2 separate regions of the Homo sapiens genome follow, and region 1 is linked to region 2. Evidence: chromatin loops called from intact Hi-C (ENCODE). Cell type or tissue: prostate gland. All regions are shown on one strand. Each heading gives the region's core, and the rest is flanking DNA. Links, peaks and the distances in the headings are about the cores only.

Region 1 (5,385 bases), core at 92-5,091, 53 kb after region 2:
TTCCAAAAAGGGTAACAAACGTCTGGGAGAGTTTTTGTTTTTATTTTTTTTCTTTTCCCCTTCCCTCTTCCTGCTCTTACTCATACTTAGTGTTGGGGGAGTAATTGCCTGAATCCCCCTAGGGCAGATGGAGAAATTGGAAAACCCACACAACTGGCTAACTGGTCCCTAATTCCAACTGTGAAAAAATGAGCTCATTTAGGCTTGCAATTCCCCCTTCCCAGCTGATGGCAATGAGGCTCTGTTGCTAGCAGTGGAACATTAACTTAGTAAATTAATTAAACTTACTTAACAGCCCAGACTAAGGAGATTCAATATATGTGCCAGTTATACTACCAGCCACTCGCTTTAAAAGTCCTCTTGCTTTAAGGGGAGAAGCCAGACTGGATTTAAAATAAAAAACAGCAGTGTAGCATTACAGAAAGTCTAAAAATATGCCATCTAGAGGTGAGGACATGGATAGTGAAGGGTGTCATCCTCAACAGGTGTGATATTTATTCAAGAATCATCCTGGCTGTAGGCATTTTTGCAACTAACTCAAAAATTATCAGTAATAATAATGCATGATGTTTCATATTTGTCAACAATTTCACATGTATGATCTCATTTCAGCCTATAAATTAGGAAGAGGTGTAAAAAGTGTAACCCAAAGAGATCAAGAGATTCTCAGAAAGTCAAACACAGAACTACGGTAGCTCCGAGGTCAAAACCAGATGGTCCTGTTTCCCAGAGCAGTGCTCTCAAGTTTTGAAATGCTGATTGAACATCAGCCAGGAAGATGGCAGATCCCATGGGAAGACCAGGAAGGGTGGAGAGAAGGGCAAAAAGGTCACCACTTGAGAAACTGTACACCATGTCAAACCCTACCATCTTTTTTCAAATCAATGTCAAAATGTTTTCTTCCACAATTTTCTAGAAATAATGAGCAGGATAACTAGTACATCTCACCACTTAATCTTCGCTTCTTCATGCTAAAATATTCTCCACTCTGTATCTACCTAAGACATGACTTCCAAACCCACAGTCCTTTAGACCTAATAATGTAGACTGTCAATATGTTAACATCATGCCACCCATATCTGAACGCAGATTGTTTGGGCTGACCACTGGGACTCCGGTCTGCCTTTATCTGAGCCTCCTTCTCACGGTACCTGATACTGTGTTCATTTTGAAGGCCACCGTGCTTATACTTAGATAGTGGTCAATTCAAAGTCTCAGAGCTGCAGCTTTCTGAGGATTTCACCATGGTGTGTTTGTTCAAATGATTTTCTGAGGAGCACTGGCATGTAAAGCTTAGGCTCAGAAGCAGATCAGCTGGATCTGAATCCCGGGGCAGATGGTTACCATCTACATGACATTGAAGACATTACTTCACTAAGCTTTGGTTTCCACATTTATAAAATGGAGTTGCCAATAATCAAGTACCTATTTTGTGGAGGTGTTGAAGAAACTGAGCAAAATGAAGCATATAAATAGATTAGCATGGAACCTGGCACACAATACGAATCCAATAAAGGCAGCTCGCGTTATAGCTGTTGGAGGTAGTAGTTTTAGTAGCATTATTGTTAAAAATGTAAATGTGGAAATTTACATTTATTATTGTTACATATCTCTCACTGGTTTAGACCTGTTGCTCAAATTTGTTTTGAATCTGTAGCCTGCTATCTAGCTGTAAATCCATTCGCTGATCCTTCGTCCACAGGGCAGACAAAGTCACAGGATAAATCCATCCTTTGCTCCTGGAGCATCAGTCGTATTCCAAGATTCAGAAAGGAAAAGCAAAGTAATTTAACTTTTAAATTAAAATGCAATGTAATATTTAGATCAATACAGAAATGTGATGGAATCAAATGCAAAATTCACGCAGACTTTTAAAACACCTCACTTCAGAGCAACTTGAGGCTTGCATCAGGCCACTTTGGGCTTTGCACCTAGAACCTTTTTTTGTTACTGGGGGTGGAGAAGTGGTTGGAATAGTTTGTGAAGGTCTCCCGCTATGTTTATATCATAAGTCACTTATAAACCTATCAGAAAGGAAATGAAGTTGGTTTCCCACACCATCACATTCTTCGTAAATCGGTTTCCAGATGGCTACTTTCATTTCTGAAGGCTCACAAACTATCTGATGAATAGTTCATTCTAGAATTTTGTCAGGGATAACACCAAGCTTAGTTGTCTAAATTTCCAGAATTCCTCCTCTTTTTTTTAGGTTCATAGAATATCTGCCCATCACCTCTGTTATGTGACCCCTTCTCATGGTTCATTGCCAGCAATAGGTCCTCAATCATAAGAGTGAGTTTTTTGTACCCAGTTTATGAATGATCTGAGACTACAGACTTGAACTCAAGGAAAGTAGTGACCAACTTCCTTCTACATCCTTTCTTGGCCTTGGGCTTCCACTTGCCTCATAAACCTTCTTATGCCCTTTCCTGACTCTTCGCTGGCAGAGGTACAAGTAAAATGGGCTGAGTCACTCTACCCTCTGTTTGCCTGTTAGGAACACACTGTTTTCACTAAGCATGTTATTCTTGCTCTGAAGAGAATTAAACCCCTTTCTGTTAGCTTGGACTTTTTGTTTACCAGCTTCAGCTCACACTTTTTTCCATATTTGTAACTACCTTGCTAGAAATGTTTTTCATTAAAAAGCCATCACCAAAATTAGCTGAGACACCAGGATATCCAAAATAGGTTAACATTTACAAAATTTCAAAGCTTCTAAATAGCTAGCTACTCTTCCATGGTTTCTTCCACAATAATCCTATGAATTAAGAAGCACAGTTGGCCATATTTAAATATAAATATAAGCATATATATATGCAACATAAGCATATATAGACAGAGAGATCAATATATGTACAGATACAGATACAGATATACATGCATACACACTGCACACACACACACATATTTACTTTGGGGGATATGGTTTAAAATATTGGGTAAAAATGGTGGCAAAGATTGTTCTAGTATCTAAGACTCCTGACTCCCAAACTATTGTTCTTTAGTTGATCTGATTAGATCCTAAAGTAAGCAAGTAACCTTGGCTGTGCTCCTTAGGATAGGTAGGGAAAACAATTTGCAGGCATTTTCTCTCCCTCACTTCCCCTGAAGTTGCTTCCTGTGGCTCTGAAACCTCACTGAACCCACAAAGCTCAGCCAGGGCTCTCACACTGAAGCTGCCAGCACAGCATTGCACTAAGCACACTGCATCAGAAGCCTTGAGTTCCAGTCTCAACACTGCCATGGCTTGACTGTGTGACTTTGGGAAATTACTTAATCTTCACTTAGAAGAGAATCCAAACTCTTTACTTTGGCCTTCAATGCCTTACATATCTCTCCGAGCTCATCTGGGGCCACTTTTCCTCCTTCTCAGTCTACTCCCACCCTCCTAGCCTCTGAACAGTCATAAAACTCGACAGTTCTTTTGCATTTGCTGCTGCCACTGCCTCACCCTCCATAAAGACACCTGCTTCTCTTCGTAACATAAAAGACTTCTTCAGAGAAGCCTCCTCTGAGTACACTCTCTAAAGTAGCCCCCCTTTATTTTTCTATCACTTTATAGCACTTATCACAACACGTGATCATCCTGTTTATTATCTGACTTTCTTCTCTACCCTTAAGGGGCAGGGACTTTCATGACATCCACGAATGAGCCACCAGTACCTGTCACAACACCTAGAACAGAGTAGGGATGTGATCAATACTGGATAGATGGATGGATCATGGATGGATGGATGGATGGATGGATGGAGAGATGGATGGATGGATGAATATACTGGATAAACAGATGGATCATGGATGGATGGATGAATGGATGGGTGGATGGATGGATGAATACACTGGATAAATGGATGGATCATGGATGGATGAATGGATTGATGGATGGATGGATAGATGGATGGATGGATGAATATACTGGATAGATGGATGGATGGATGGATGGATGGATGGATGGATGGATGGATGGATGGATGGATGGATGGATGAATATACTGGATAGATGGATGGATCATGGATGGATGGATGGATGGATGGATGGATGGATGGACGGACGAATAGACAGGGTATAATTTTTGCCACAGATGCACTTCTCCCTTTGCCAAATGACATCAAACCCCATAGATGTTGTGGATGGCAGGGAGATACAGCATTGTGTTCCCTGGAAAAACACATAAAAACTCAATGAAGAAAATAAATATGGTCAGTACTCCAACCACCTAGAGATAGGCACCATCAACATTCTTGGATACATCTTTCCAGCCTTTTCTCTAGTAACCTATGTGTGTACAAACATATACACTATATACAACAGTAGGATCAAATTGATATACTCTTTTGAGACCTGTGATTTTCACTTCTCAATATATTATAAATATTTCCCTGTCTGGTTAAATATTCTACATCCTAATTTTTAAAGGTGACTTAGTATCATATCATTTGGATACATTCTTTATTACTAAAACTTGTTTCATTGCAAATTTTTTTTGATACCTGAAACTTCAAAGAACATGATTGTTATAAATATTACACATTTCTATCTACTTTCTTAAAATCCTAAAAGAGAAATTGCTGGGTCACAGAGTATAAAGAATTTAAGGTTATTCGTGAATCGGCAAATTGTCCTCTGACGATTGCATTACCTTACCTTCCCACTGGCAAAAAGACCGCTGCCAGTTTCCCCCACTCTCATCCCCATTAAACTTTGTTTGTTTAAATCATAGGGCACTTATTATAATTCTTACTCAAGAAAACATACCCACTTTTGGCCGAGTGCAGTGGCTCACGCCTGTAATCCCAGCACTTTGGGAGGCTGAGGTGGGCAGATCATGAGGTCAGGAGATCGAGACCATCCTGGCTAACACAGTGAAACCCCATCTCTACTAAAAATACAAAAAATTAGCCGGGCGTGGTGGTGAGCACCTGTAGTCCCAGCTACTCAGGAAGCTGAGGCAGGAGAATGGCTTGAACCCGGGAGGCAGAGCTTGCAGTGAACCGAGATCTTGCCACTGCACTCCAGCCTGGGCAACAGAGCAAGACTCAGTCTCAAAAAAAAAAGAAAAAAGAAAACATACCCACTTTTGCCTACTGCAATAGCCAGAACATTGAGCAGCACTATTGAAATGATATTCATAGGTAAAGCTATACTGTCAATGCGTTCTGAGGCTCAGTTGCTTCAGCCATCCCATACAATGAAGAGGAAGAGCATGGAAGAACCCCAAAGAAGAGTTTTGGGGATTCAGATGAAGTCCCTGAATTCAATGGAGCCAGGACCTACTGACATGTACTTCCTGGTGTCCAGCATCAGTAAGTTCTGAAATCCAGTCTCACCTGAGTACAATACCCAGCACTCCATTTCCTGTGTGAGCTAAACAGAGTTCTTCTTGC
Region 2 (5,385 bases), core at 205-5,204:
ACAAATGATCTGCCCTTCACCTCCTCTCCGCTCTCCAACTCTAATCTTACACAACTGACACCAAGATTACCCCAGTATACATTCGGCCTCACTGCCAGCATCACTTATTTTAGAACCAGAAGTTTTAGTCTTTTACATTTACTTTCTAATTATTTTTCTTTGGTAATATTACATGTTACTGCCAGTATTATTCTTCATTTTTTCTTGTATTTCACACAGGAATCCTAGGCCACTCAATAAGCATTCACAAATTATCTGTTGAACAAAATTTGATCTGTGTCCTTGCCCTGTTCTCATTCTTTCTAGAAGTTATGACCTATATCTCTATGATAAAAACCTCAGCGTTTCACTCTAGGTAGCTCTGTCTTTTGCCAACAACTCCTGTATCTTATTCGTGCAGAAACTGGAATCTACTACTTAGCCTTACATCCTACCTACTCCTCCTCCCCAAGAGAAAGAAGAGACCCTTCAGATGACTTACTCTCCCTCTCCACAGGATGAGGGTTTGCCTTTCCAAACCTAACTCACTTATCTAAATAATATGAGAGTGAAATATTACCTAAACCAGAAATGCTAAGAAAAACCACTATTGGAGGTTGGGGCAAGTATTGGGATTGCTCAGATATTTAAATCCTTAAGAGTGAGAAGTCAAATGAATGTTATACTTATCCTGCCTTTCTCCTACACTTTTCTCTCCTTCTGATGCCTCTTCTCTGTTTTCAGCCTCTGGTGCTGTCAACACTATTCATGATTTACCTGGAAGTAACAGTACATCCAGAGATTTAGTAATCCAAGACTTTCAGCTGGGAAACTTCTCCCAAATGGTAGTAGCAATATAAGGCCAAGACCTTTGAATGCCTGAAGGGGAGCCCATACTCCTGCAGAATTTGATTCATATGGAGAAAGCCCTGGTTAAAGGCCTGCCAAGAGTATCTTTTCTCTGAAATGAGGCTTTAGGTCTGTAATTTTCCTTTGTCATTGCTGGTCCTTAGGTAGTTGATGACTGTCTATAGTGGCATTCCCATAGCCACTAGCTACACACACACACACACACACACACAAACACACACACACAAAGACAGGGCAAGAGCCCAAGCTGACAGACCATTTTATCCCCTAAAGGGCACTAATTAACTGATTTGACTGAAAACTTCTCCTTGCTATAGAAGAGAAAAAAAACAGCTTCCAGAATAGAGAATGACAAAATGCCTAAATCCTGATTCGGTCTAAAAGAGACAGGTATTAAAATTCCATTAGTTTATCCTCTTTAAAATATTTTATTTTTCCCCTCATGTAGCTATATTCTTATCTTAATAAGGATGAATGTTTGTGTGTTAAATATATTTATAGTAAAGAACAGTGTTTTAGTGCAGAGTTTCATAGAGATCCATAACTAATCATATCTCCCATGTAATTTTCATTTGCCAATGAACAGAGGCATTTTGATAACTATTCCTTATTTCCAGCCACTAAAGTAGGCCATGATTTTTATTCTCATTTAGCAGATAAGGAAAGAAATGCACAAAGAGGTGAAATAACTGACTTAGCCATTTGAAGATGTGGTAGTAGGGTTGAAATTCGAAATCTCAGCCTCTTCCAACTTCATAAACCCTAGAGCTATATAGCCGGTTTTGCAATAAGAAAGCCTATTTATATGACTTTCCATGGGACCAAGAAGTCAAAACCACAACAGGGTAAAAGCAGGAAGACATGGCTTTCTTGGCAGGGTATTTCAAAGGCAGCAACGTTAACCAATTTCAGGGCATTTTGCTATATTGTGGGGGCTGTCCTGGATAAGCATGACTAAAAAGTGCTTGAATAAAGAAGCATATTCTTTGAGAACACTGTTAACCTTCTTGTTTTTGAAAAATTAAACTAATCAAGCTCTGTGCTTATAATGAGTCCAAAGAAAGGCCTTTCACTTTGAACCCTCTGACCACTTCTTCCTTTACATAGTAAAATTTCAGTTTGGTCTGAGGATAAATTGTCAACTAAGTTCTGGAACTTATCCAGAAAGTTTCCCTCCTCCATCCCCCCTACAAGTGATATAATCATATAGAATAATATTACCAACCTACAAACTTCACACACCTTTAATGTGCAGTAAGTTGAGGATGCTTGTGTTAGTGTCCAGCAGAAGCAATTGGCCATTCTCCACTGTGACGTTGTCGCCATCTTGTGGCAGCCTTTCAGGAAACCAGCTGTGAGTCCTGGACCATCTCCGGCAGAACTGTAAAGAAAAGTTGCCCTGGAAAACAGAGAGCTGGGTTGGTGGGTTGGTTGGTTGGTTGGCTGGTCTGTTGCTTCGTTGGTTGGTTCGCTGGTTTGTTGGTTTGTTGGTTCATTCATTGTTTTTGGGCGGGATAGTATAAGTATTGAATCAAAATAGAAACTTCTCAAAGAAAGTAAAATTAATTTAAATATTTTAAATGTCTCCATAAAATTGGTTACCTCTCTCTTTTTCATACAACTAACCTAAACAGGAAAAAACATGAGAGGCAAAATTATATTTGAAGTTCTTCTGTGCCCAGCCCCTGGAATTCTCCAATAACATGCTGGTAATGTTTTCTTGCCTTTTTTTTCCCCTCTAGCACAGGCCCCATTCTACCTAACAGATGAGTTTGATTCCATTTATTTTTACAGATATGTATTGAATCTTGGACAAAAAGTCATAAATAGCCTGGAATAGGGAGAATTAAAATGTTCTGCTTGATGGGTGGCATTTTGCTTTATGTAATTGGTATCATTTTTCACTGGCTCTACTGCCAAGAGTCCCTGTTTTATAGGAACATTCCTCTTCCTAAGTGCTCAGATCTATCCTCCCACTCGGCCTTTTTTGATATTATTGTTGCCTTTCCCCCTGTGCCTGGTGCATCAGGGCTGAACAAAGCCCATGCAGGCATAGGCAGAATGCCGACTGACTTCAGATGACAAGTAAATAGTCTGGAACATTTGAGTGAGGGGTAGGGAGCTGTACTGACAGAAGAAGCCAGAAAAGGAAGCACTCCCTCTCCACCCCAGCCTTCAGTCCCTCTCTCAGAACTTTTGGCTTTCCTGTTAATTTGTGGTCACTCTGATGTCATACGTTTTTTAAAACAGGGACATAAAAATCACAGAAAGCAATATTGAGCTCATGCAAGAGGCTGGTAACATGTCTAAATGCCTTGTGAAGTTGTAGAAGTATAATTACGATAAACATAATAAAATCACAATAGAGAAGGTGATTCCTTCAAGGTAATAGATATGACATGTATAAGCCACTCTCTCCAGTCTTCTTCCCATTCAGATTCCAACAAATGTGAAGCCCAAGTTCCTATAAAAATAAACCACCTAGAAGGTCCTCTCATGATGTGTTAGAGGCAGATGGGAGAAGATCATTAGAAGGGAAGGCATGTTTGTAATACCGACAACTACACCTACACAGAGAATAGTGCTCTATAGTATTTCTGAGATAGAAAATGGAAAATTGTGTTGCCAGAAGAGCCGTTACGTTTTCCAGAAAAAGATACAAACCCCAAGGTCAACAGTGCTAAGTTGCAGACCCAACACAATCACTGAGAAGGCTTTGCAATTTATTCGTTTTCTACATCTGCAAAGAAGTAAAAGTCTATGACTCATCACAATTTAAGAGATGGAAGGAAATAAGGCATAGTGATAACCAGTTCCAGTATCACAGAAAAAAGAATAGGTGATCCAGGAGCATCGTTGTGAACTGCAGTATCTGTAGGCTACAAAAGTAGGAGAGAATTTTAACTCTAGATGATTTCACTATAGGACTAGCTTTAGGTTGGTAAAATAATAAACAGTACTTCTTATAAGGCTATATATATTATACATTCTTATAACCCTTTAATTTACTCCTGTAGAATACAGAAAGAGGAAAGGGAGGCAAATCAAAGGAAACTGGAATGAAAGAAGGTGGGAAAAACAGAGATGGTAAAGTAAACTGCAGAACAGGGTGAACCAGGTTATCTGTAGTGTCAGCTGCGAGTCCATGATAAAAGGACATTTGAAAACTCTTGGATTTCCAGAAGCCCAGAGATGGAAAGGACTCTAGCAAAATCCTATCCCATAATTTTACAGATGCTATTTTAGGCAGTGTTCCTTAGAGCTTAATAAAATGTAGATTTCTCTAGTGTCATCATATACCTGTGAAATCAAAAGCTCAAGAATTGGGACCCAGAGACCTACAATTTTAATGATCCTCTCAGATGACACTTCTGCATCAAAATTTAAGGATCAATTCAGAGCAAGGGCTGGAGGAGAAGGAGATATATCTTTAAAAGGAACCAAGATGTTTTCTCCAAACCAACATCCAAAGCTTAGGGTCTTTGGCCAGGATCGCCCAAAGACTAGCAAGCTAGGAAGAATGATGTGTTGATGAACTGTAAGAAATATGAAGACTTCAGCAGCATAACGCTTTCTGAGACATTAACCTGGTGGTCAGATCCATAACCCAGCCACAGAACTATGAAGAAAACCAGGGCTCATTACACACACAGTAAAATGATCGGGAACAACTAGACATTAGTTAGATATTTAAGTGGGTCAAAGGTAGACTATTTCATGGTGTTATCCATTAATTAATTTGAGAACATTTTTAAATTTTTATGATTAGCACAGATATCTGTTATCTAGCTCTCAATAAGCTTTAGAGACTTTCTTGCTCTGAAGCACTTGCTTATGCCATTTGCTGCCTTCCATGTGCTATAACCTCTTGGCCTAGCCTGTCAGCCTTCAAAGATTGCTATACTTGGTCCCAACCCAGTAGGTGGAAAGGTCAAATACTGTTATCTCTACTTTCCAGTGGAGAAAGCAAAGGCTCAAAGTGTTTAAATGATGTGTCAAAGTTCATAGTGATGGAGGCAAACTGGAGTCACAAAAAGGAAGCTCCCATCTGAAGTTTTTCCCTTACCATGGCCTCTCCCGGGATGCTCTTTCCCAAAAGATCTGCATGGCTCACTCCCTTACTTAATTCATGCCTCTGCTCAGGTATCACCTCCTTACCTGTATTATTATTTTTAAAAAGCACCCCCAATCATTCCTTCATTCCTTCTCCCCTAATAATGCCTCATTCTAGTATTAAATAATACAATTCCTTGCATATTTGGTTATCACTTACTAAGCTTACTCAAATGAAGCAGAGACTTGGTTTGGGTCATTGCTATATTCCCACCTCCCTAAAAGATGTCTAGCACATAGTAGTTGCTCAATAAATGTTTTTGAATAATTTATTAAATGAATCTTATACCTGCTGGTGCCATACATGCTTTTACAGATATCACACACAAACACACACACATCTCTTCCTAATGCAATAGGTGAAGATACAGGTGCTAAGACCTTAAAAATGCTATATCCCCTAGGTCTTCTGAAACATTTACA

What was found. A loop is a pair of places that touch in the nucleus more often than their neighbours do. Peaks named below come from ENCODE experiments on the same cell type or tissue, not always from the same donor. Only the 100,000 strongest peaks of a DNase experiment are listed, where the experiment ranks them.
Region 1: a loop joins it to region 2, with 2.2 times the contacts of the local background. A loop is called at or near these places in 8 of 110 quality-filtered maps.

Annotation. Positions count from the first base shown.
Region 1 is chr6:52,010,779-52,016,163 of GRCh38, forward strand. All of the region lies in intron 34 of PKHD1 (PKHD1 ciliary IPT domain containing fibrocystin/polyductin), which reads right to left. Among named protein-coding and RNA genes, the nearest start is that of PKHD1, 74 kb to the right of the region's middle. In prostate gland, for the core only: no CTCF peak of the experiment used is centred there; a DNase peak (open chromatin) is centred at 2,443; H3K27ac peaks cover 3,506 bases.
Region 2 is chr6:51,957,779-51,963,163 of GRCh38, forward strand. It overlaps PKHD1 (PKHD1 ciliary IPT domain containing fibrocystin/polyductin), which reads right to left. Exons shown (of 67, transcript NM_138694.4): 36 at 2,092-2,248. Among named protein-coding and RNA genes, the nearest start is that of PKHD1, 130 kb to the right of the region's middle. In prostate gland, for the core only: a CTCF peak has its summit at 2,174 (motif pointing left); DNase peaks (open chromatin) are centred at 2,173 and 2,863.